2 separate regions of the Homo sapiens genome follow, and region 2 is linked to region 1. The links are chromatin loops, found by intact Hi-C in ENCODE. Cell type or tissue: ovary. All regions are shown on one strand. Each heading gives the region's core, and the rest is flanking DNA. Links, peaks and the distances in the headings are about the cores only.

Evidence for each region. Hi-C counts contacts between places; a loop is a spot of excess contacts. Peaks named below come from ENCODE experiments on the same cell type or tissue, not always from the same donor. Only the 100,000 strongest peaks of a DNase experiment are listed, where the experiment ranks them.
Region 2: it touches region 1 in a loop (24-fold over the local background); 104 of 110 quality-filtered maps call a loop at or near these places.

What each region holds. Positions count from the first base shown.
Region 1 is chr9:75,072,808-75,082,923 of GRCh38, forward strand. NMRK1 (nicotinamide riboside kinase 1) reads right to left here. Exons shown (of 9, transcript NM_017881.3): 3 at 4,683-4,773; 4 at 4,352-4,400. Among named protein-coding and RNA genes, the nearest start is that of NMRK1, 10 kb to the right of the region's middle. In ovary, for the core only: a CTCF peak has its summit at 4,513 (motif pointing left); no DNase peak of the experiment used is centred there.
Region 2 is chr9:74,772,250-74,782,365 of GRCh38, forward strand. It overlaps TRPM6 (transient receptor potential cation channel subfamily M member 6), which reads right to left. Exons shown (of 39, transcript NM_017662.5): 23 at 10,113-10,116; 24 at 3,634-3,827. Among named protein-coding and RNA genes, the nearest start is that of TRPM6, 110 kb to the right of the region's middle. In ovary, for the core only: a CTCF peak has its summit at 1,816 (motif pointing right); DNase peaks (open chromatin) are centred at 1,812 and 4,993.

The DNA of each region.
Region 1 (10,116 bases), core at 1,272-9,271:
CTCCATGCCCTTGCATATATGGACTGTTTGGGGTAATATATTCCATGTACTCAAGAAAAAAAAATATGTATTCTGCTGTTATTAGGTGCATGTTCTGTACATGTCAGTTTTTGGTCAAGTTAGTTAATTGTATTGTTCAAATCTGTTATATCATTAGCAATTTTTGTCTGTGAGTCTCATTAGTGGCTGTTATGAGTTGAATGCGTCCCCCTATGTTAAAGTCCTAATGCCCAGTTCTCCAGAATGTGACTGTTTGGAAATATGGTCATTACAGATACAATCAGTTAAGGTGAGGTCACACTGGAGTAGGGTGGGTACCTGATGCAATATGACTGGTTACAGAAGGAGAAAATTCAGACACACACAGGGAGAGCACCATGTGGAGATGTAGTCAGGGACTGGGGTGATGCAGCCGAAACCAAGGCTGCCGGAGATTTCAGCAAACACCAGAAGCCAGGAGAGGGGCACCGAAAAGAGTCTCCCTCACAGCCTCAGAGGGAACCCACCCTGCTGACACCTGGATCTCAGACTTCTGGCCTCTTGAATTGTGAGACAATAATTTTCTGTTGTTTAAGGCATTCTGTGGTACTTTGTTATGTTGCCCTAGCAAACTAATACACAAAGGAAGTTGTGTTAAAATCCCCCTCATCAGCTAGGCGTGGTGGCTCACACCTGTATCCCAGTACTTTGGGAGGCTGAGGTGGGCAGATCACCTAAGGTCAGGAGTTGGAGACCAGCCTGGCCAACATGGCAAAACCCCAAATCTACTTTAAAAAAAAAAATTAGTCAGGCGTGGTGGTGTGTGGCTGTAGTCCCAGCTACTCAGGAGGCTGAGGCATGAGAATTGTTTGAACCTGGGCAGCAGAGGTTGCAGTGAGCCAAGATCACACCACTGCACTGCAGCCTGGGTGACAGAGTGAGACTCCATCTCAATAAAAAATAAACAAACAAACAAAAAACTCCCACACCGATTGTGGATTTGTGTCTTTCTCTCCTCTTAGCTCTGTCAGTGTTTACTTAATGCATTTTAATGTTATGGTATTAGGTAGATAAAAATTTTAGGTTGTTTTATCTTCCTGTCGAAGTAACTCATTTCTCTCTCTCTCAGTAATACTCAGCCTTAAAGTTTACTTCGTTTGGTATTAGTATAGTTGCTAGAGTTATAACAGTTCTTTCAGTAGGTGTTTCCATCATGGATCTTTTTCTAGCCTTTTACGGCCTATATTTCTATGTCCTTATACATATCCTTTTTCTTTTTTTTCTTTTTTGAGACAGAGTCTCGCTCTGTTGCCCAGACTGGAGTGCAGTGGCACAACCTTGGCTCACTGCAACCTCAGCCTCCCAGGTTCAAGTGATTCTCCCGCTTCGGCTTCCTGAGTAGCTGGGACTATAGGCGTGAGTTACCGCACCTGGCCATTAAGTCTTTCTCTTTTAAGGAGCTTATTGTTGGCTTAAAAAAAAAAATACCAGTCTGACAATTTTTGGAGTATTTTAGTTCCTTTCACTTAATGTGGCTACTGGTATATTTGGGCTTAAATCTATCATCTTACTATTATTTTCTATTTTTCCACCATCTTTTGATTTATTTATTTATTTTTTTGAGACAGTCTCACTCTGTCACCTAAGCTGGAGTGCAGTGGCATATCTCGGCTCACTATAGCCTTTGCCTCCCGGGCTCAAGTGAGCCTCTCGCCTCAGTCTCCTTGGTAGCTGGGACCACAGGTGCGCACCACCACACCTGGCTAATTTTTGTATTTTTTGTAGAGACAGGGTTTTGCCATGTTGCTCAGGCTGGTCTTGAACCCCTTGGACTCAAGTAATCTACCCACCTTGGCCTCCCAAAGAGCTGGGCTTACAGGTGTGAGCCACCACACCCGGCCATCCCTTGATTTTTAATTTTTGTTTTGACTTCTTTCATATTAATCAACTATATTCCATTGAAAATGAATTATTTCCTCTACAAACTTGGTAGTTCCACATTTTAAAACTATCCTGTTTGTGCTCAGAAAGCCTTGACTAGTACTTTGATTTACCTTAAATTTGTACATTTACCTAAAATGTTCAAGTTTTTCCTTAAGATAGATTCCTGATGTGAGATGCTTGAAGTCATGGCATGAACATGCTAAGTTTGGGACACATGCTCAACCTCCTTTCCAGAAAGACTGTACCAATTTATCTATATACTTCCATCTAAAGTATATTAGGGCCTTTGTTTTACTGAGCCCATGCTATCACTGGCTAATTATCATTGCTTTAAACATCTTCGTTTACTTGGTAAGTGGGAAAAAAAGTAACTTGCAGTTCTTTAAGGTTGACTTTTATTGTACATTTATTAATCCAATAACTGACTGCTTCTATGAAGAGCTTATTCACATCCTTAGGCCCTTTTCCTACTGGGATATTAGTTTTTCTTATCAGTTTGTAAGAATTCATTAAAAATTAGAAATAGTAATTCTTTTCCAATTGTTGAAAACTGTTTTTCCTTGTTTTTCACCCTTACTTTGTAATGATTTTTCTCACTAACCTCTGGACGAGAGGAAGAGAAGAAAAAAAAAATGATCCTGGCTGCAACTCAAGATGCAAGAACAGAGAGTGAGTCAAGAATTTTGCCTCTCATAAAACTATTATGTGTCTGTAAGAACTGATTGATAACACTTTTCCTAAAAGGTTATCAGTTAAAAATAGAGAACATTATGACTTTTTAAAGAGAGCTCCCTCTGTCACTAGTTTGTGTAAGTATTCAATGATCATCTTTTTAATTATAAAAGTTAATAAGATAATCAAATATTAAACTGCCTATTAGCATGATATTCTCTACAAAAAATGTTTTATGATAGGCTGTAATCCTTTGGCTTCAAAACTGTGAGCTTGGAGTAAGGAATGAGGAGAATCCATCTAAAATATATTCACAAACCTTTCTGAACAGAGAAAAAAACAAAACCAAACCACAGTGGCCTAGTACTTTGGCCACCAAGAAGGAAAGCTGAAAGAATGAGAGAATATAGTTTGCTCCAGGCAAAATTCTCTCATGGGTGGTTGAGGGTGGCCAATGTAGCTACTTATACATCTTCAGAACAGGAATGGGCAGAGGGACAGCAAGCCTAACTTGCTTCAGAAGAAAACCCTGTGATTCCATGTGGAGAAAGGGGAACCATCATATACTATTGGAAGGAATGTAAATTAGTACAGCCACTATGGAGAAGTACAGAGATTCCTCAAAAAATTAAAAATAGAACTACCTCATGATCCAGCAATTCTATTACCAGGTATATATCCAAAATAAAAGAAATCAATATATCCAAGAAATAGCTGCACTCCCATGTTTATTGCAGCACTATTCACAAATAGCCAGAATATGAAATGAACCTAAATACCCATCGATGAATAAATGAACAAAGAAAGTATGGTGTGTATATGTAATGGAATATCATGCAGCCTTAAAAAGAATGAAGTCCTGTCATTTGCAGCAACATGGATGGAACGGGAGGCCATTATGTTAAATGAAATAAGTCAGGCATAGAAAGACAAATATCCCATGTCCTCATGCATATGTGGGAGCTAAAACAAGTGGATTTCATGAAGATAGAGAGTAGACTGGTGGTTACCAGAGACCCGGAAGGGGAGGCAGGTGGGGGGGAATGAAGGGAGAAAAAAAAGTATTTATTACAAATGAACTGTACACTTAAGATTGGTAAAGATAGTAAATTATATAGGCATATTTTACCTCAATGAAAAAGAAGAAAAATCTATCATTTCAGTGTTTTCAGTTTTATTATTTCATTTTAAAAAATATATATTTTTGAGACAGGGTCTCACTCTGTCACCCAGGGTGGAGTACAGTGGTGCGATCTCGGTTCACTGCAGACTCAGTGTCCTGGGCAAAGTGATCCTCCCACCTTAGCCTCCAAAGGAGCTGTGACTACAGGCATGCACCACCACACCTGGCTAATTTTTGTATTTTTTTGGGTAGAGATGGAATCTCCCTATGTTGCTCAGGCTGGTCTGAAACTCCTGAGCTTAAGTGATCTGCCTGCCTCGGCCTTCCAAAAGTGCTGGCATTACAGGTGTAAGCCTCCAAGCCTGGCCCCAGTGTTTTCAGTTTTAAATATAAAACTGGAAAAAGGTTTTAACTTATTTAAATAGTTCAACATAAATCAGAAACCTACAAATGCAGGCTTAAAGTACAACAATATATTTAAACACATTTTAAGACTGCCTTCACAGATATAGTGAAGTTCTTTTTTTAAATTTTTGTTCCACAGAACCATCAACTTCAACATAGTGAAGTTCTTTGGGTTTGAAAAAGAAAATGAACATAAGCATATAATATTTGACAAGTAAATCTACTTACCATCGTACTGCAAAAATCCATTTTTATCTGTCTCTATCTCAGACTCTGGCTGGAAAAATAATAAAGTACCCATCAAAACAGTGTGTAGGAAAGAAATAATACAATTATAGACTAAAAAGGAGAGAAGTCTTTAATAAATGCTTTGGATGATCAAAGAAAGATCAGCACTGATAGACAGTGCCATCTAGTGGATAAGTAACACCATTGCACTGAGCCTAATTTCAATACAAAACGTAAATCTCTAGCCAAAGACTTCTTGGATGTAATTCAATTAACGTGGTGGTTAAACATTTTTGTATTAAATAAATAATTTAAGAAGTTTTATAGATACCTTGAAGAAATCATCCTGAGATATGACACTGCAATTTGGGAGGTGTTTCTGCAAATTCTTAGCCAGTGTTGTTTTGCCACTGTTTGTCACACTGAAGCAAAGAAAAAAGAAAGTACCAAGAAGGAAAATGCATTAAAAATCATTAAACACTTTTTTTTTTTTGAGAGACAGGGTCTCGCTGTGTCACCAAGGCTGGAGTGCAGTGGTGCAATCTTGGCTCACTGCAACCTCCGATTCATGGGTTCAAGTGATTCTCCTGCCTCAGCCTCCCGAGGAGCTGGGATTACAGGTGCCCGCCACCATGCCCGGCTAATTTCTGTATTTTTAGTAGAGATGGGGTTTCGCCATGTTAGACAGGCTGGTCTGAAACTCCTGACCTCAGATGATCCACCTGCCTTGGCCTCCCAAAGTGCTTGGACGTGAGCCACCAGGCCTGGCCCAAAATTAAACACTTTAAAATAATTTTTTAAGAGGGTATTTAAAGCAATATTTACTATTTAAGAAAAAAATGATTTCTTTCATAGATAGTGCCTTAAACCACAGGCACTGGTAGATCTGATGTACTTAATAATAAGAAATAAGCTGGGAAAGATGAAGGAGAAAGGTAACTACCAAGTAAGGGAACTGAGTAACACTAACACTTAAAAATACAGACACTGTGTTGGAAGCAAAATTTTTTTTGCCTATGTCAAAATATTCACATGGTTCATATGCAACACAGAGAATATGAGTAGCACATTTTAGTGCAAGTGTATAAAACTGCATATGGTCACTGTGATTTTGCCTCAAGGCACAGTGGAAAAAACAGAGGAGTGGCTTATTACAAGCCCACCTACCATGAAATCACATTTCCTCTGCGATGCCTCCTTTTCCCCATCTCTCTCCACCTGGGGGCCAGCTGGGAGGTCTGCTGTAGCTTATCACAACAGGCCAGTTATTTGTCTCTTCTGACCGGACTGTGAAGTCCAGGAGAAGGGGCACTGAGTTACTCCTCTTTAGATCTAGTTTTGCAGCATCGAGGAGATCACACGGGAGGGAGGCACTTCTCGATTCAGTCATTTATTGAAAGCGTGTTTTAACCTGGGGCTCATGTCTGTGAACATAAGTCAGGGCATCTGTGAACTTGAATGAGAAAAAAATTATACCTTTATTTTCATTGAATTCTGACAGAAATTTAGCATCTCCTTTAATTATAAATGTAAGTGATATAAGTACCTCTGACATTCACCAAGAGAAATCACAGATGTTTTCATATTATGTTGCAGTTGGGGTGGATATCTTGAAGTATCATCGATGTTCATTATTGTTTCTGATTTATGGCATTGTTTAGACCCACTTCTGGCTATTGTTATTTAATATATTAACATAGAAGAGTATATATCACAATATCACAAATTTGTTTTTAAAAATATTTTTATAACTATATTTCAATATAACCAATTTCTTTTGTATTCCTGCATTTTATTTTGTACACTTAAAACTATTACTCTGAGGTCAAGATTTCACCATACCACCAAAATGTTCACAGCACAAAAACCTCCTGACTACACATCTATTTGTAAGAAACTTTGCTTAATCCCAGATGAGATCAATCCACAAATACTTATAATCTAGAAAAGGGAAAATGAACTAATATCCATTCATCAAAATGGCTTGTATATAACTCAATTACTACCTTATACCTCAAGGTAGAAGGAACCTGATTCACAAGATTTCTCATGTAACCTTACGATATACAATTGGGTAGGATATGGGCCATCTCTTTGAAAACGATGAAAAGTGAGTGGGTGCTACCCTATGTATCAAGAACATATTATGACTTTTCCCCTTCTTTAACAAAAATGTCTGTAAACCATACCAAATGTCCATAGTTTAGGTATTAAGTTTTGGTTTAAATGAGATAGTGAACAGGGGTGACTTTATTACAATATGAACAATCTGGCTAGAAAAATCTGTCATTTTTTAGACTTATCTCTGTTAAGATCACGCAGTCAAACCAACAGTAGTAATTAGATCCTTTCTCACTGACTTAGCTAAAGCTAATGAGAAATACACACCCCATTTTTGCACAAGCCTTGGAGGAGACAGATCGGCTAGAAGACAGTCTGAGATATGGAGAGGAGAGGGGAGAAAAAGTATTTAAACAAGCCTGCACCTAAGATCCACACTCAGACTGCAGACATCCTGGTCAGGTGACAGCTCAGGCCACCCAAAACATGGCGGAAAGGAATAGGAACCTTCCTTGGGGAAGGGAATAGGATGGGGGAAAGGGATAGGAATGGGGGAATAGGATGGGGTAAAGGAATAGGAAGGCCACCCAAAACATGTGGGAAAGGAATAGGAACATTTTCCTATGGCACGCCCACAACCACCACGTGTAGCTTGCGTGTGCTACCCAACCTGAGGAGAAGCGTGCCCAGCATGCATTCTGTCCTAGGATCTGAGGAAGGAAAAAGGGTGACTACTTGGTGCCACTCCCTTCTTTGCTCACAACACCCAAATAAATGCACAACTCCTGGCCCATTTATTTTTTATGTGCCAGGTAACAAGAGGGCTCATTGTATTTGGACATAACAGTGGGCTGGGGAGAAGTTAAAAGGCTGTCTGTAATTACTCAAACACGTGGAGAATACATTCTGCAACAGGTAGATGTTAATATTCCAATTTTCCAGTTGAGGAAACTAAGGATTGAGAAGTTGTATACTAATAAAACTAGTCCATGTTAAGTAATGGAGATGGGAAAGTCTAATGCCAGGATGGATTTAAACTTTTTTATGTTGTGGGACTCTGAGAGAATCCCATGAAGGTTATCATCTCTTTCCCCAGTGACTGAGTTTGGATGTTTGTCCCCTCCAGATCTCATATTGAAATGTGATCCCTGGCCGGGTACGGTGACTCACACCTGTAATCCCAGTACTTTGGGAGGTCGAGGTGGGTGGATCACCTGAGGTCAGGAGTTCAAGACCAGCCTGGTCAACATGGTGAAACCCCACCTCTATTAAAAATACAAAAATTAGCTGGGCGTGGTGGTGCATGCCTGTAGTCCCAGCAACTTGGGAGGCTGAGGCAGGAGAATCGCTTGAACCCAGGAGGCGGAGGCTGCAGTGAGCCGAGATTGCACCACTGCACTCCAGCCTGGGCGAGCAAGACTCTGTCTCAAAAAAGAAATGTGATCCCCAAGCTGGAGGTGGGGCCTGCTGGCAGGTGTTTGGCTCATGAGGGCAGATCGCTCATGAAGGGTTTGGTGCCATCCCCATGGTAATGAGTGAGTTTTTGCTCTGTTGGTTCACGTGAGAGCTGGTTGTTTAAAAAGTCTGAAACCTCCCTCTCACTCTCTCTTGCTCCTTCTTCCGCCATGTGACATGCTGGATCCCCTTCATCTTCCACCATGACTGTAAGCTTCCTGAGGCCCTCATCAGAAGCACATATCACCACCATGTTTCTTGTAGAGCCTGCAGAACAGTGAGCCAAATAAACCTCCTTTTCTTTATAAATTACTAAGCTTCAGGCATTCCTTTATAGCAAGACAAATGGACTAACACACCCAGAAAAATGACTGTCTTTACATTTGTGTTAAATTTCCAGGAAGTTCATGGATGCCCCCTGAATTCCTTCAGAACCCCTGTTATTTGCAATTGAATAATTACTAAGTTATTACTTCCCTATGAAGTAATTATTCGATTGAGGCTTATTGGACAATTACTTCCTAGGGAAGCAAGTGGCTAAGTTCATAAGATGCAAGGCAGGAACAAAAGTCGCCTTAACTGAATCCGGCATGGGCTTCACAGGTGCAGCAGCACTAAAATGAAACTGAGGCACTTGGCCAGGAGCAGTGGCTCATCCTTGTAATCCCAGCACTTTGGGAGGCCCAGATGGGAAGATTGTTTGAGGTCAGGAGTTCAAGACCAACCTGGATAACATAGTGAGACCCTGTTTCTTAAAAGAAAAAAATTAGAAATCATGGCACTTGCTAAATAAAAGATAGTGGAAAGAAGGCTTTCTTAGGGAGTTATGGATAGTACCTAGTACACAGGACAAGACAGAAGGTAGGTTTCTAGGTATACGGCCCTGTATTGGGACATTGAGAAGAGGGAAATCTTATTTACAGAGATGCCAGATGAAGGCTGGATTGGATCCTGTAGTGGACTTTGTAGTTGCCTCTCCAGGTTCCATGTCTGTTTTCTAGGTCCGGTTGGGACTGCTCCCACTCTCAATTCCAGAACAGAACCCACTGACCTAAACCAATCAGTGTAATCCCACCTCTTTTACCATGGTGGCTGAGTGTATGTGGACCAGGCTTATCCAGCAAAGGGAGACCTATGACCTAGGGGAAGAGAAGCATTTCCCCTTCTGCCCAGTGACAGGCTATGAAGAAACAAGTCACAGGGCTCCTAGTAGATCTTTGTGACCAAAAGGATAAGCCAATTCTAAGATGAACCCAAATGAAAGACACATAAAAGAGAGAAAAACTGCCTTTGGTGATACCACTGAGCTCCTGTATCAAATTTTTCCCGCAGCCTGCTACCCCTGAGGCTAATACATTTCCTTTATTACTTACAGATGGCCTTCATACATCATGATATTCAGATTTAATTCTCAATAACTCGGAACCACTGAATATCATTCATCAGGCAGATAATCAAAATGTTCTGTATGAAGATTAAACTGATAGAGGTGTGTAGGAAAGATTAGAAGGGAAAGATGGGGACTAGGGAATGACAGCCTGTATCAGGATGGTGGCAGTGAGGGTGAGAAGGAAGAGAAACACAAGAGAAGTACTGCAGAGAAAAACTGAACTTTTCTTCTGGTTAGATGGGAGGCAAAGCAGAGTTCTAACATTTAGTTCACTCAATTTTACTTCTGATTGATGACTTACTATGGTAATGTAATACCATAACACAATGATTTCCCCAAAATTACAAACAAAGTAGTCTCAGATATTTTATTAATTGGGTCACAAACAATGTGAATATACTTAGAGTAAAGGTGAACATAATATGGTAGCAAAACAAATAATGTCATTTTCAGTTGATGTTGATGTTTTATTTGCATGCCTGCCTATGGCACCACAGGTAGGATGACCATATAATTTAGAACATGTTTGAGAGAAAGAGAGGTGCATCCAGGGCCACAAGGATTAGCTTGGGCAACATGGGACATAAGGCCACCCAAAACATGGGGGAAAGGAATGGAGGTGAAGGTGTTCTGTATACCAAATGTCTGAAGCTGGGCACAGCTGGAAAGAAACTAAGTTTTCTCCTCCATCGTGATGAAGGAGAATGATATGGGGAATGATAAATCATCCTGAATGAAAGCAGTGCCCAATCAGACCTTGTCTCTGGTGTTAGCTCCACAAAATAAATGGGAAAGTGGGTAAATGTGGTTGACTGACTCTTCTGTTTCTCTGTTTATAGAAAACTCTTCCATCTCTTGT
Region 2 (10,116 bases), core at 1,433-9,432, 300 kb before region 1:
CATGGGCTAAAAAGCGAGACCCTGTCTCAAAAAAGGAAAAGAAAAGAAAGAACTGGAAACACCAGCCTGGGTCTCTCCTACTCATTCTTTGAAAATGACTCATATATAGAATTCTTTCTCTTCAATATTTTCACAGGTTAGAATGCTTTCACATTTAAGAAAAATTCACTGCGTTTATATGAAAATGGGGAATCTGTCTTCTTTTCTCTCTGCCAACACTTTCTAAAATTAATTAAATTTTAATTGATTCATATTAGATGTACCTATTTTTGAGATACATGTGATAATTTGATACATTCATATAATCACATCAGGGCAATTGGTGGCACAAGCCTGTAGTCACAGCTACTCAGGAGGCTGAGGCAGATCTCCTTAAATATTTACCTGTCCTTTAAGATAGAAACATTTGAATTATTCTCTTCTAGCTATTTTGAAATGTATAATCAATTAATTTTAACTGTAGTCAACCTACTGATGGCAGGGCATGGTGGCTCACACCTGTAATCCCAGCACTTTGGGAGGCCGAGGCAGGTGGATCACTTGAGATCAGGAGTTCAAGACCAGCCTGGCCAACATGGTGAAACCCCACCTCTAGTAAAAATACAAAAATTGGGGGTTTCCTCTCTCGGCTTTGGAGCCCCCCTCCCTCTATCTCTGTACCGGGGAGCTTCTTCCTTCTTATTTGCCTATTAAACTCTCAGCTCCTTAAAACAAACAAACAAAAAAAATTAGCTGGGTGTGGTGGTCCATGCCTGTAATCCCAGCTACTCAGGAGGCTGAGGTGGGAGAAACATTTGAACCCAGGAGGCAGAGGCTACAGTGAGCCGAGATCGCTCCACTGCACTCCAGCCTGGGCAACAGAGCGAGACTCCATCTCAAACAACAACAACAACAACAACAACAAAAACCCTACCAATCTATTGAACACTAGGTCTTATTTCTTCTATCAAAGTGTATATTTGTGCTCATTAATCAACCTGTCTTCCAACTCTTTTAGCTATTACAATGACAGTAAATAACCAATAGGTTAAATGCAAGATTAGAAGAAGGCAGTCTATTGAAATTAATCCAGTAAGTATAAGAAAGTTTCACCTTGTTACGCAGAGTTTGTGCATACTAAATCCTTCTACTGAAGAATGAGATGTTATTATTACCATTCAATGGCCAATCACAGCTGTATACCTTCTCTGACACAATTATAAATAACTCATTAAAAAGACACATCACTAAGTGATATTATAAGGCTAACACAATTCTTCATCAAACTCCAGCATTCACATTTGGTCTATTACCTTGGCTTTCACTGTTGCCTAATAGAATAATATACCATCTTTTAAGCAAGTTTATAATACTTAGAAAATATATAATGAAGTGATGCTGCTAAAAGGATTAAATTGGAAAGTTCTCTTTCTTGAATGGTTTTGCTTACATTAGGAGAAAAAGAACTAATACAATTCTCCAGAATTTATTTAAAATGCAATTGTTACATTATTTTCTGTTAAAATTAATGACAAAAAATCTGAATTTTAAATTGAAAACATGGCTAAAAGTATTATTCAGCTGTAAAATGTATTCACAACTCAGGTATACAGTGCTTTCTGATTTAAATGGCAGGAAAAAAATTTTCAGACACTGAAAAGATTCGGTATCTCCCACCCCCTACCCAACTCTAATGTCTTCTTTCACTAAAGAATCTCCTATGAGCAAGAAACTTTACAGGTGTCATGATGTGAACCTTATGTGGATCCCTGAGAGCAAACAATCCAGAGTAATTCCAATGACAGGCGCAGCTTGCAGTATGTGGCGCTTTCCTGTAATTGTCCGCAAGGTGGCACTGCTGCCCCTTGTGTAAATGTCTTTATCCTCAATATAAAGGATCAGAAGCAATGTTATGAAAATTCAACAATGTTCCACAAAGCTCAGGGTGAATTCATTTTAAACTTTACTTGAGTTTTATATGAATCATCCTATAAGCACAGACCAAGGTGAACCCAGGAAACGTTCTTTCATGTGGTACTAGGAAGTCTGGGCAAATCCTAGTCAATTCCAGGATTTATCAAGTGATTCACATTCTGCTATTAGGTTGCAATGGTTCTGCAGCCAAAGCCTGGGACGTCTCTCTATTAGCGGCCTGAAATTTACAGTATAATTATAAGCCTTCAAGTTAACTTCAGGTATGCTTTGGCTTTCGTACAAAGGCTGAATCTCTTGGTCAGGGAGCAGGGTATGAAAAAGAAAAAAAAATCTTCAAAGTGACTTAGGAGGAGAAAAAATACTTCACAGAGTCACCTACCACCAGCAAAAGCATATCACCCTGTCAACCCCATAATATACTGCAGGGGATGACCTGTCCCCCTAAGGACCTACCTAAACACATAAATAGCCCGCTATCCCCTTAGCTGAAACTCCTGGAGTCCAGAGTATTTTAGAATTCAGAACTGTTTTTTTCTAGTTTCAGAAAATTAATATAGTGAGTATGTCATAAATGAAGTGAAATCCCTAGTTAAGATTAAAGCAATCCCTAAAATCAAACATATTGCTATTTTCTGCAGCCAACATCAATGAATATTCATACTACAAGAAATAAAGAGAATAAATGGCTTCGCATCAATTCTCATCAGCCTTTTTTGGCCAAATGAGTCTTTCCCCAATTTGTGAAGAAAAAAGGATTTCAGTTTTCAGAGGTATTTTAGATTTAGGAATTGGGAAGAGGATTGCGCATTTATGCCCCCTGCTTCCTGTATTTCTGGGAACTATCTAGAAATGGGCCTGGTACCAATTGTGGAACTGCTTGACAGGAACTACAGAATAAAACCACCAAACGCAATGTTCTCTGACAACAATTAGTACGATAGTCATATCATGCAGTGAAGATCTGGCTAAACAAGATGAATTAGGAAAACCTCAAAATATATAAGCTTATGAAAAAACACAAGTGAGAACCCCTATTTCCGCATCCTGACTCACAGTGTTGCCCAGGCCGAAGTGGCTATTCACAGGCATGATCATGGTGCACCCCAGCTTTAAACTTCTGAGCTCAAGCAATTCTTGTGCCTCAACCTCCTGAGTAGCTAGGACTACAGGCATGCACTACCGCACCCAGTTTCTGAGTTGAGGTTCTTGAAAATAAGAAACATCCATTTCAGAATCACCTCCATGCTCAGTAGATTAGAGAACCAGAGGATCGTGACTCTGGTTAAAGCCCAGCTTTGCTTATCTTTTCTCTTAGACCCCAAGGCCTTCTGTAACTCCATTCTGTCTGAATTCCATCTTCCACAACAAGGAGAACAGTACACGTCACATGACCACTCTCTAGGAGTTATTCTGATGAGTTCTCCGGTCAGCAGAGAAAACACAAGTTTTCCATGTGACATAAAGCCTTTACACAATCAAGCAGAGATTCTCTTCCTACCTATCCCTTTCTAAGTATCCGTTCATCTTGGCAAAAGGCACTGCGACCTCATAATGAGGTCAATATATTTACTCAGACCCAGAGCATCAGCTGATATTCTATTGTCAGGGAACTCCCAGAGCCCCACAGTGCCCTGAACTTAATTTATAATACTCCAGTGCATCTTTGCCTTGAATCCTACTTTTTGCTCTCTTTCTCCTGCCTCACATAGAACAACTTACTTAATCCAACGTCACCCTCTTCTTGGTCGTGAGGAGCTCGATGACAGCACAGGCGGCGGAGGAGAAGGCCCACGTGGCTCAGCAGGATGAGAGGTGGGGGCAGCCAGGGCTTCTCGTGGTAGGTCATGATGTAGCGATAGCGGTTGTATTTCCACAGGTTATTTGAAATGGATTCCATATCTAAGTAAACGTTGCTGTAAGATGAAGTAAGAGAGGGACAATGTTTTAATATGAAGTCTTGAAAGGTAACAGAGTCTATATTTTCCAACATTTATGATTGGCTCACCTGACATTACCGGCAGTTACCCAATACAAATACTATCCACGTGTTTACAATTCTTCTTCCACCAAACAAAATATATTAGCTACCTTCTACAATGAAACATGCTAATCAGAATAACAAGCAGAAGGCAGACATTACAATCAGAGAAAAGAAAATGCCAACATTTTCAGTGTAATGAACAGAAAATCCATTCTGGAACTCAACACTACTCTCAAGTCACCATCTCTTCTCACATAAGAAGCTCTTTTCAGTCCATAATTCATCGTTTATGGGAAACAGCTTTAATGTTCCTCTGTATCATCTACCTAATGTCAAATGTGAGAACTGCTAGAAAAATCCCAGTTAAAATATGCAAACAGTACAGTGTTAGTGAAGAAACGGAAGAAGAATCAATTCATCTTAAAAAACAGAGCTTCTATTAAAATCCAGACAAATTATTTACATTAACTTTACAATAAAAGTAACTCCTTATTGGTAGGTCACTTTGTAGTTGTAACATGGAGATAGGATGGTGAATGTTGATATTATAGAACTTGCCATGGGGGTAATGATTGGAGGTACAGTTATTCTGAAACAATATACCATCCTTAACTACTTAACTTTAAGTATATAATATGATATAAGAGGAACAAAATAAGATGTCCATCTTAATATTTTGCATAGACTAACAAAATTTAGTTTCTTTTTAAAACAATTCTTCTTCTTGCAGTGTCAAAATTTTAGTTTATTTAGAGAAAGATAGCAGAGTAGAACTGGAGGAAGGCAGCCAAATTTAGCAAATAAAAACACAGATAACCCATAACTTGAACAGTGATAAAGAAAAGGAACCAGGATTATCCTGGAGAAAGCCATCTTTGGGTAAGAATAGAAGTTTCTCAGAATCCATAAAGAAGGTGATTGAAACATAGATGACTGGGTTATATCAGGAGTTCTCAAGCATGTTTTCTGAACCAGCAGCAGCAGCATCACCTGAGAACATGTCAGAAATGCACATTTTTGGGGCCTGGTCAATGAGTGGGAAACTCTAGGGTTGCACATGCTATTAATAGCAGTTTCACTCCAACGTGACAACAGCCTTCCACCAGCAGGTGGCGACTTAACAGTGTATTTAAATTTTGGGGGTTGGTTGGTTGGTTTTTGTTTTTTTCAATTATTTTATAAAGAATTGTCTGTAACCAGCTCCTGGACAAGTAGTCAGATCTGGGGTTGGTCACTTTGTATGGTCTTCAGTGTGTTCATCTCTAACGTGAGAAATTTGTCCTATGCGAGGATTTCTCAACTTCTTTTTTGACACTGGACATTTGTTGTTGTTGTTGGCCAGGAGGCTCACAAAGAGGCCTTTATTTATCTAGCTCAAAGTATACACTACCACAGTCTTGTTTGCTACTCCTTCTACTAAAATAGTTCAAATCAATGTTTCTACCACACTATCAAAAAGTTATATTTCTTTTTGTCTCCCCACATCAGAGTGGTTGAATAGAAGGTAGAAACAGGCCAAGAGTCCATAGGCTCCCAGCTCTAAACCGTGCCAGGGCAGGAAGGGGTGGCTCCAGGTCTCACTGTGGCACCTTCTACAGAAAATAGACGTAGCTGCCAGGCCCGGGGACAGAAACCAGACATCCCAGTATATCTCCAAAAAGCAGCACAAATACTTTCCCCCACAGTATGAAAAATACACACCTCTAGCACTCTGCAGTCGTGCATTTAGTTTTCTTTAAGAACAAACAAATCAGTAGTTATGTATCCTGTTTCCTCAAGTTTCAAGAAAAAAAATGAAAGGTCACTCTTTTCTCTTTAAACACTGATGTGTAGCTAGCAACTTGGATAAAAAGGTGCCACCCTACAAAATGCCGCTCAGCATGTTCTGATGCCAGGATGGGCTTGGCCGCCTGGGCTGGGGCTAGAAAGGAGACCTCCAGCTGTCCCAGTGGAAACTGAAGCCGAGTGTCGGTGCTGCATTTGGCTTCAAGATCGAGAATCAGAGCCTTTGAAATGGAAAGGGGGCATCTGAAAGGGCACCCCCACCAGGGGCTTTTCAGAGCTAAGGCTCCAGAAGGAAGGGGTCGCCCTGCTAGTGACAGAGCTGGGAGTCACTCTGAGCTGCAGCCCCCACAGGATCCCCCTGTGGGAGGCCCCATCTGACCCTCTCCAGCCCATGGCTCTCTGCAACTGCCACCTATACTCAGGTATATGGCTTTGCTGCTGCTGGCTTTTAAAATCAGCTATTATGTTTGAGATGTGACTGTCACCAACAGAGTTCTGTCCTAAAAAGCCATCCCAGTGCCATGTTGGCTCAGGGGGCACCAGCTTTGTGCTGCCTCCATAATAGGCAGGAGAGTTCTCAAAGCAATGTTCCACTGATCCCTGGACGCCACTGCAGCATTAGGGACAGGGTCAGTCCCCTGGAAGGGAAAGGTGGCTTCAAGGCTGTTCTCTGGGCCGTTTGCAGGAGATCTGCAGGTACCAGGAGCCCATACTTATCACTTCTTTCAGTGGTGGCCAAGCCAACCAGACCCAAACATGATGCACACGGGCTCCCAGACTTGGCTCCCACTCAAAATTGACCCACACCCCTTGGGCTGCTCTACAGTTCTTTGGACTCCAAGATCCAGAAGGGCCTCTGCCCAGCTGCCTGCTTGGGCAAGACTCACTGGGTACCATGAGCAGCAGGTGTTCACCCAACCTCGAGTGTACACCCCTAGTGACTGGGAGTGCACCACCTCACCAGGCAACACTCCTTCCCAAAGAGTCCAAAGAGCCTCCTGGTGACACCCACAGCAGGAGCATCACACCATCCCATCAACAGCCCCCACTTACCTTCCTGGGGCTAAGATGCGGGGTGTGAGCCTTTCCCCTGAGAGCAAACGGGCAGTGAGACACTGGACATTTTTAATAAACAAAAATCTCAGACTACCAGCCTGGGCAACATGGTGAAACCCTGTCTCTACCAAAAATACAAAATTTAGCTGGACATAGTGGCATGCACCTGTGGTCCCAGCTACTCGGGAGGTTGAGGTGGGAGGATTGCTTGAACCAGGGAGGCGGAGGTTGCAGTGAACTGAGATCACACCACTGCACCACTCCAGCCTGAGTGACAGAGTGAATCCCTATCTCTCCCCATGCCCCCACAAAAAACTCAGATCCTTTTATTATCTGATCTATAAAAATAGCTATTATAACTAAACACCAGCAAATATTCCAAGTTCCTAAAATGGTTGGGCTAAGAGAGATGATGACTATCATATAACCAGCAGGAAGGTATGTCTTCCCCATGTTTAGGTAACAACACAGCAGTCACTTTTTTTTTAAAAGAATTTTGATTTACTTTGCTGACTCTCAACCCCTGTCTTCCCTACTTTTGTTACTTGTTATATTTTCCTCTTCAGTAAGATAAGCAAGGAATCAAATACCTAGCACAGTGCCTGACAGTTAAGAGGCATCTAGAAAATATGAGTTTCTTCCCATTACTTCACTTGGTTTCTTTTGTCTAGGAAACAAATATGTGTCAGGCACTCTTTTCAGTGTTTGAGGTAAATTGCTTGCTTCTGAGCAAGACGAGAAGAGGTGAGGAAGTGGCCCATACTGGTAGCTGCAGGAAAAGCATTCTAGGCAGAGGGAATAGCAAGTGCAAAGGCACCTGTATGGTCTGAAAAACTGAGGGGCCAATGTGGTTGGAGAGGAATGGGTCAGGGGAAGACTAGTGTGATGCATGATTTAAGAAGTGACGGCTGGGCGCAGTGGCTCACACCTGTAATCCCAGCACTTTGGGAGGCCAAGGTGGGCGGATCACAAGGTCAGGAGTTCAAGACCAGCCTGGCCAATATGGTGAAACTCTGTCTCTACTAAAAATACAAAAATTAGCCGGGTGTGGTGGCATGCACCTGTAGTCCCAGCTACTCGGGAGGCTGAGGCAGAAGAATCACTTGAACCCGGGAGGCAAAGGTTGCAGTGAGCCGAGATAACACCAGTGCAGTCCAGCCTGGACAACAGAGAGAGACTCAAAAAAAAAAAAGTGACAGGGGCCAGGCATGGTGGCTCACACCTGTAATCCCAGCACTTTGGGAGGCCGAGGTGGGTGCAGGAATTTGAGACCAGCCTGGCCAACAGGGTGAAACCCTGTCTCTACTAGAAATACAAAAATTAGCCAGGTGTGTGGCACACACCTGCAATCCCAGCCACTTGGGAGGCTGAGGTAGGACACCTGCTTGAACCTGGGAGGCAGAGGTTGCAGTGAGCTGAGATCGTGCCATTGCACTCTAGCCTGGGTGACAAAAGTGAAACTCCGTCTCAAAAAAAAAAAAACGAAGTGACAGAAAAGCCAACTCACATGGGGCCATATAAGTCATTGTAGTGACTTAAACTTTTACCCAGAAGTAAAATGGGAGGCACTGAAGAGTTTGGAGCAGAAGAGTAATATCCTCTGATGTCTGCTTTTAAAGGGTCATTTGGACTACTGTGTTGAGAAAAGAATATAGGGAGTCAAAGACAGAAGCAGAGAGATAAATTAGAGGCTCTGTGGTAACAGTGGGGTAGTGAGAGGTCATTAAATCAGTTATCTATTTGAAGGTTGAGTTAACAGAAGTTCCTGAGAGTTTAGAGGTAGAGGTTCAAGAGACATTAAGAATGACTCCATGTACAGAATCATGGTGTAGAGCAGAGAAAAAGTAAGAAGGACTACTTAGTTTTTGGTGTAAACAACTGAAAAGCTGGAACATCAACAAAAACTCGTGTTCTTCCTCACAGATTTGGGAAAGACTACATTAAATATTATAAATAAAAGTATGTTGGGAAAGAGGGGAGATGAAGAGTTTGGGTATTTTAAATTTTAGAAATCTATTAAATTTCTAACTGGTGAAGGAAGGGGCCAGTTGGATCTCCATGGCTGGAGTTTAAGAAAGAGAACTGGGCTGGGGATATAAATTGGGTGTGCTCAGGATATACAGGAAACTGAAAGAGATCACAAAAAGCATAAATAAAGGAAGAGGCAGGTCCGGGCTCAGGGACATTCCAATGTTAAAAGGTTGGGGAGAAGATGATCCAGAAAAGAAGATTGAGAAGTAGTGAGAAGTGACAGAGAAGAAAACAGAGGGCCTGGCACAGTGGCTCACTCCTATAATCCCAGCACTTAGGGAGGCAGAGGCAGGTGGATCACTTGAGGTCAGGAATTTGAGACCAGCCTGGTCAACACGGTGAAACCCCGTCTCTACTAAAAATACAAAAATTAGCCAGGCATGGTGGCAGGCGCCTGTAATCCCATCTACTTGGGAGGCTGAGGCAGGAGAATTGCTTGAACCCAGGAGGCAGAGGTTGCAGTGAGCTGGGGTCACACCAACTGCACTCCAGCCTGGGTAACAGAGCAAGACTCTATCTCAAAAAAAAAAAAAAAAAGAAGAAAAAGAAAGAAAGGAAAAGAAAAGAAAAGGAAACGAAAGAGAGGAAAGGAGAGGAGAGGAAAGGAGAGGAAGAAAGAGAGAGAGAGAAAGAGAGAAAACAGAGAACAGGGGAAGCTGGGAGCAAGTGAAGAAAGCATATCAAGAACTCCTTAACCAACTTGCAATTCCATCACTTGCTATCCTTTCATAATTCGAACTTACTGCCTAATCACAACTCAAGATCTCCTTGCATTTTGATGTTGTTACATTGTACTTTCCCCCCACAGTCAGTTCTCCATATCTGCGGGTTCCACATCTGTGGATTCAAATAACCACAGATTGAAAATATTTGGGGAAAAGAAAAGGATGATCGTGTCTGTGCTGAACATGCAGAGACGTTTTATCTTTGTCATTATTCCCTCAACAATACAGTATAGCAACCATTTACATCGCATTAATACTATATTAGGTATTATAGAGAATTTAGAGATGCTTTAAAGTATACAGGAGGATGTGCCTAGGTTATATGAAATACTACACCATTTTCTATAAGGGACTGGAGCATCCATAGAGTTTGGTATCTGCAGGGGGTCCTAGAACAAGTCCTCCACAGATAACGATGGATGACTGCATTTATTATTTCACTGTTTCCCATGCTCCATGTCCTTCTTATCAGTAGTTTTATGTGCATATTTCAAAACAATAATAATAAATATAGAACACACAAAAATCAAAGGTTACATACTCAAAGTACATGTGAATCTACTCAACATATCTGCCCACATTTCTTATTTAAATAATCATATTTAATTGAAATAACCTACTTGA